Regions from separate parts of the Mus musculus genome. Here region 2 is linked to region 1. The links are chromatin loops, found by intact Hi-C in ENCODE. Cell type or tissue: heart. All regions are shown on one strand. Links, peaks and the distances in the headings refer to the core of each region. The heading gives the core; the rest is flanking DNA.

The links. Hi-C counts contacts between places; a loop is a spot of excess contacts. Peaks named below come from ENCODE experiments on the same cell type or tissue, not always from the same donor. Only the 100,000 strongest peaks of a DNase experiment are listed, where the experiment ranks them.
Region 2: a loop joins it to region 1, with 8 times the contacts of the local background. A loop is called at or near these places in 41 of 42 quality-filtered maps.

The regions. Positions count from the first base shown.
Region 1 is chr2:27,287,805-27,290,304 of GRCm38, reverse strand. Vav2 (vav 2 oncogene) reads left to right here. Exons shown (of 28, transcript NM_009500.2): 12 at 1,613-1,699. Among named protein-coding and RNA genes, the nearest start is that of Sardh, 42 kb to the right of the region's middle. In heart, for the core only: a CTCF peak has its summit at 1,150 (motif pointing left); a DNase peak (open chromatin) is centred at 1,044; H3K27ac peaks cover 737 bases.
Region 2 is chr2:27,427,021-27,430,220 of GRCm38, reverse strand. It overlaps Vav2 (vav 2 oncogene), which reads left to right and starts at 2,613. Exons shown (of 28, transcript NM_009500.2): 1 at 2,613-3,200. In heart, for the core only: a CTCF peak has its summit at 1,920 (motif pointing right); a DNase peak (open chromatin) is centred at 1,940; H3K4me3 peaks cover 419 bases; H3K27ac peaks cover 499 bases.

The DNA of each region.
Region 1 (2,500 bases), core at 1-2,500:
ACCTCTGGCTGGCGCCCCTGGGGAACTGAGGTCACCGCAGCAGAGGGACCACCACATCTTCCCACTGCAGACACAATTCAGTGTCAGCCATTCCTGGAGCATGTGACTCATACTGCAGGTGTACCCTGAACCCAAGCCTGGCCAGTGTGTGGCTTCGGGTCCCTTTGTGGCAAAGTACCCTGAGGTTATATAGCTCCTGACATTCCAAAGAGGGTTTGTGACTCTGTGTTCTTCTTTTCACGGGAGGCTCTTCAAACTGCAAAGTTTAGAAGGCGGCCTGGTTTGCTTTCTGTTACTGTGATGAACAACCACGATCAAAAGCAACTTAGGGGAGGAAAAGTTTTATTTTAGATTATATTCCCAGGTCACAGTCTGTCATGAAGGGAAATCAGGGAAAGAATTCAAGGCAGAAACCATGGAAGAAGGCTGCTTACTGTCTCACTTTCTGGAGCGCTTAGCTAGCTCTCTTCTATAGCCTAGGATTGGCGCCACCTCCAGTGGGCAGTTCCCTCTCTCCTCCATCGTCAGTCAGGACAATCTCTCAGACATGGCCACACAAGACCGTGTGATCAATGCAGTTCTCTAACTGAAGTGCCCTCAGTGAAAACTAATACAGCAGGGAATCTAAAAGCCTTTAATGTCCCCAATGCAAAGCAGAAAACCATTCATCCAGCCAGTGTCTGGGCTGTCACTGCCCTGGAGCTAAGCTTTCCTCAGGGTTGCAGTACACACTCCATGCAACTCTGTTAGCTGGCTGCTTTGCCTCCGGAGCTCTACTGTCTCTGTGGGAATCTCCTTCCCAGACGTGCACTTCTGTGACTCCTGCCAGGGTGCACAGGGCCACACACGCTCAGATCTGTCGCTGCTGTTGATTTAGAACAAAACCCACCCTTTATAAACTGTGGCTTCTGGTAGGGAGCTGCCAGTAGCAAGGTTTGTAGGCTGGCCCTTGAAGTGATCCCAGAAGCAAGAGAGGCCATAAGGGAGGTAGGAACTGGCTCCAGGATGTGGGTCTGGCTTTTGTGTGCCGGGGATTTCCTCTCTGCTCTGCTTTCTGGGTAGGATCCCTGCTGTTCTGTCCCAGCCGCCCCTGGGCATTGCTTCCAGACCATTTCAAACTTTCTGAAGCAAAGTGAGCACTGCCCCCTGGTGACTGACTAGAGGATTGCAGTACTATGTAGGGCTCATACCTTCCCCCCACTCCATCTCCCCCAGCCACTTACAGAATACCCAGGCTCTTCAGGGAAGGTGGGACAGGGGCTTCGTGAGAGCAGAAAGGTCTAAACAGTGGCTGTGTGTGACCCACTGTGGCTTATCCATGCTGGGCTGCATCTCCATTCTGACACAGAAGGCCTTCTGAGTGAGGGGAACCTGGATTTGGGGGTTCCCAGCACCCTCTTCAGCATAGTGTGTACTCTGGGTTCAAATGTTGTGTTCTTCACCTTATTCCTTCCTGGTTCCCTGTGTGTGGTGGTTTTTACTCCCATAGCCCAGAGTTGGAGTGGCCCCAGGCAAGATGGAGGAAGAGTGTGGAATGACCAGCTGGGCTAGGAAGGGGCTGGGAGGTCACCCCGTGTGTGACTCAGTGCCCTGATCCTGTCTTGATTTCCAGGACTTGGCCATGTACATCAATGAAGTGAAGCGGGACAAGGAGACCTTGAAGAAGATTAGCGAGTTCCAGTGCTCCATAGAAAACCTGGTAAGCCGTGGCTGCCTGCGAAGCCTGCCGGGAGTAGGAGGGAGGTCGGGCAGTATCAGCCTTCATCCAGTTCTACCTACTGTGCGGATGAGGTCATCCACGTGTAGGGCTCAGGAGATGGATGTCCTATTGACAGCCTGGCTCTCTTTCTCCCTTCCCAGCCTGAACCCCAGGCTGTGGCGACCAGAGGCAGGACGCTTCGTCTGCTCTGTGGCCCTCCTGTTTCCCTGTCCTCAGGGTGGGCAGTGGGCAGGGTTCGGCTTGGGGGTGGGGCCACGGTCATCTCAACCTGAGAGCTGGCCCTCAGCTTGCCCCTTGTCTAGGAATCAGACTGGGGGCTGTCAGTCAGGGTTGGCCCTCTCTCAGGCATACTCCGGGGAGAAGAGATGAGCTGTTCCTGGACTCAGCCCTGCTTGGCCCCATGTTGGGTCTAGGTCTCTCTGTGTTGGGGTGTTCTGCAATAGGAGACCTTAAGCACGCCCTTGCCCCCACCCATCGGATGCTAATAGCGCCCTCAACCCCAAGTGATGACTGCTCCTCCAAATGCCGTCTGATTCCCAGAGTCATTTTGATATTGAACCATTGATTTTTTTCCCCGCTCAAACATCCCCTCTTCTTGGAGATTTTCCTGGAGAGCTTGGCGAAGTAGAAACCTGGAAGCCCGATATCTAGGCTGGCATACCCATCTTCATCTCCAGAGGAACCCTCTACAGAGCTGGCTGGCTCATCAGAGGGCAAGGAGAACTGCCAAGCAGTGTCTGATGAGTGCTCTGTCTACATGTGTGCTTGCACGCCAGAAGA
Region 2 (3,200 bases), core at 389-2,888, 140 kb before region 1:
TTTCTCTGAGGCAGCTGTGTGCTCAGAGGTACTTGCGATCTGGTCAGAGACCTGTCCTGGCGTTGCCAGGTGACCAGTGTTTCACCGTGGGGGTCGTTGGGACACTGCAGGAGCCCTGGAGGGCAGAGACAGGTTGTGTTCTGTGATTTCTCTCCTGCTGACACCTAAGCCTTACGGTCAGGTCAGCCTGGAGTAAAAACAAACAGCTCTGCTGGGAGCAATGGGAAAATGGACTCCATGTTGAGAACCTAGTTCAAATCCATTTTCTGCTAGCCAGAGTCTTGGTCAAGTCTCTCTCTGGTAGAAGAATTCTAGGCAGATAAACTGGAAGTGCAAAAAACTAGGAGCGGCATAGAAGATGCAGCCAGAGAAGGAAGCTGTGTCATAGGGGGTTTGCACGGCAGAGATTCTGCCATTTTTTTTTTCCTTTTTCCTTTCCTTTAAGACAGTGGTTCTCAACCTTCTTAATGCTGTGACCCTTTGTTTCTTTTCTTTTCTTTCTTTCTCTTTTTTCTTTTTGTTTTTTCGAGACAGGGTTTCTCTGTGTAGCCCTGGCTGTCCTGGAACTCACTTTGTAGACCAGGCTGGCCTCGAACTCAGAAATCCGCCTGCCTCTACCTCCCGAGTGCTGGGATTAAAGGAGTGCGCCACCACACCCGGCTTGCTGTGACCCTTTAATACAACTGTATTGAACACAACCTCATGTTGTGGTGACCTCTAACCATAACATTATTTTTCACTGCAATTATATTATGTTACATCAAAACTAATTTTTGTTACTGTTATGATTCATGATGTAAATATCCGTGTCTTTGAATGGTCTTAGGCAACCTAGCCCCAAGGGGTCCAGACCCACAGGTTGAGAATCGCTGCTGTAAGGGCTAGAGATGGGGCCTCATGCTTGTCAAACAGTGTTCTTTTAAAGAGCCCTAGGCCTAAAGATTTTATCTTTAGAGAGCTGAGTACCACAAAGGGCTTGTTTTGTGCTGTCACAGAGTGACAGGGTTGCATCTAGATTTGGTTCGGTCCTTGCTGGCTGTGGAGGGCAGACTGAAAGGCAAGGTAGAAGCGGGCTGCTGAGGAACCCAAGGGGAGGAACATAGACCTTGGTGGTGGCAGAGCTGGCAGTGCTCAGAATCTGAAACTTGCTGGCAAATTAGAAGTGGGGAGTTAACATCAGAGTCCATAAAAGAATACGCTGTAGCTGACCAGCTCATGACTGGGAAGACAGAGATGTTTAGTTCCGTTATGATGTAGAACTGCCTCTGGACGAGGCCTGGCTCTCCATAGCCATGCTTGCCCCTATCCCGTAAGAGCTCCCAGGAGACCTGCTACCCCTTTCCAGGGGCATTCTTCTCTGAAGCCTCGTGCATGGTTAGTTGGTGGCCCACTTCCCACATCCCAGACATGTGGCTGGGGTTGACAGTTCCTACCTCAGGGTTTCGTCTGCTCAGTTCACTGCAGAGCTCTGGTATTCAGCACAAGTGGCTTTCAGTGGTGCTCATGACCAAAGTGGGGAGGTACACTTCTCTTGGACACTTCCAGAGGGCAATCCTGGTGAACAGTTCTGGGCTGAGAGAATGGGTGAGGAGAAAGATCCCCTTTACCAGTCCTCCGCATGTTTGTTTTGAGCTCGTGAACTCTGACCTACACATGCACAACAGACACCTGGAATACTTCCCACCCAGCTTTTCTTCATTCATCCTTTCTATTATTTCCGAGATGAGTGATGTCCCCACTAGCCAGATAAGGAATTGGGTACCAGAGAGTTCTGCTGGTGCCAGGAGGCCTGGATCTTCTGACTTGGAGGACTGACATGCTAACTCCACTATATGCTCTGCACTACAGCCCCTCAAAGACAGACAGACCCCTCTTTTGTAGCATCTAGGCTGTCAGCTGATGCCATTGCCCTCAAGACCACCAGGGGGCAGCAGACGAACGCTTGATTGGATGGCAAAATTCGTTTGTCCTAGACCTGGTCTTAGCTTCTGATGAGGCAGGAAGGCTGGAGTGCTGGGAGCACAGAGGCCTCTTTTCTGTGAGAGAGCTCCCTGGGTACACACGCCAAGGCATGAATGCAGCAGCATTTAGCAGGGTGCTTTGCTTTCAGCTTTGCAATCTCCTTTCTTTCCTTCTTTCTTTTTCCTCCCTTTGGTGCAGGGTGTTGAATGACTCTTAGGGAGATGCTGGAGGGTCTGCCTGTAGCCCTGTGCTTTGGACGATTTAACCCCCAGTCCGCAGGAGGTCCTTCCCCTGAAGCTATTCAGAGGTGAAGTAGAGGGGCTGAAGGCTCTACCTGGCTTCTCTGCCGGATCTCTAGGATTAGGGTTCATGCTTCCTCCTTAGGTGGGGCAGGTGATGGGACTTCCTGCAGAGAGAGGCCTTTCTGGGAGGGACTTCCCTGGGTGCAGGGGACAGATCTGTCATCCTTCCCTGGCCCAGGTAAACTGAGAGAGGCAGGGGCTGACAGAACACCGCCCACAAAAGCTCGGCTCTTGGAAACTGGTCACTTTCCTCTCTTCTAGCTCCCTTTCATGACACCAGTCTCATAGAAGACTTGGCTTTGTGGGGTTCCCTTCTTCTTTACCAAGAACCCACAGCTCCTGATACTGTCCAGAGCAAATTAATTTTAATCACAAAAATCAGTTATTTATGCTTTTGAAGTCCCTCCCACTGTCACAATGTCCTCAGGACACAACACGGTCTATCTCTCCAGCACCTCCCACTAGACAATCAAGGGGGCTGAAAGTGAAGGATTTTTTTCCCCCTCTCTCCGTTATTGTGGAGGCGGAGTGTCTTGCGGACCCTGGCAAGGACAGAGGACTGGAAGAGGCCATAGGGGCGTAGGGTGTGTAGGCCAGCCTGGTTCGCGTTCTGGGGTCTATCTTTGCCGAAAGACCCTGCAAGGGCACCCAGCGTTACCGCGGTCATCTTCTAGTCTCTTCTGCCGTGCGGCGGCCTCATCGCACCGCAAGAAAGACCTCCAGCCTCCACGTGCACCTAGGGAAAGTCGTGGGCGGGGAGCCTGCTCAGGAGCCCCGCCTTCCTCAACTTTCGCTGGCGGCCCAGGGGCAGGAAGTGGGAGGACGGGTTGGAGGCGGTGCTTGGGTCTCCGGGGAGGTGCCGGGTGAAGGTGCCAGCTCCGCCCCCGGCCCCGCCCGGCCGTGGCCGCGCCCCCTGCACCCCCAGCGCCTAGGAGC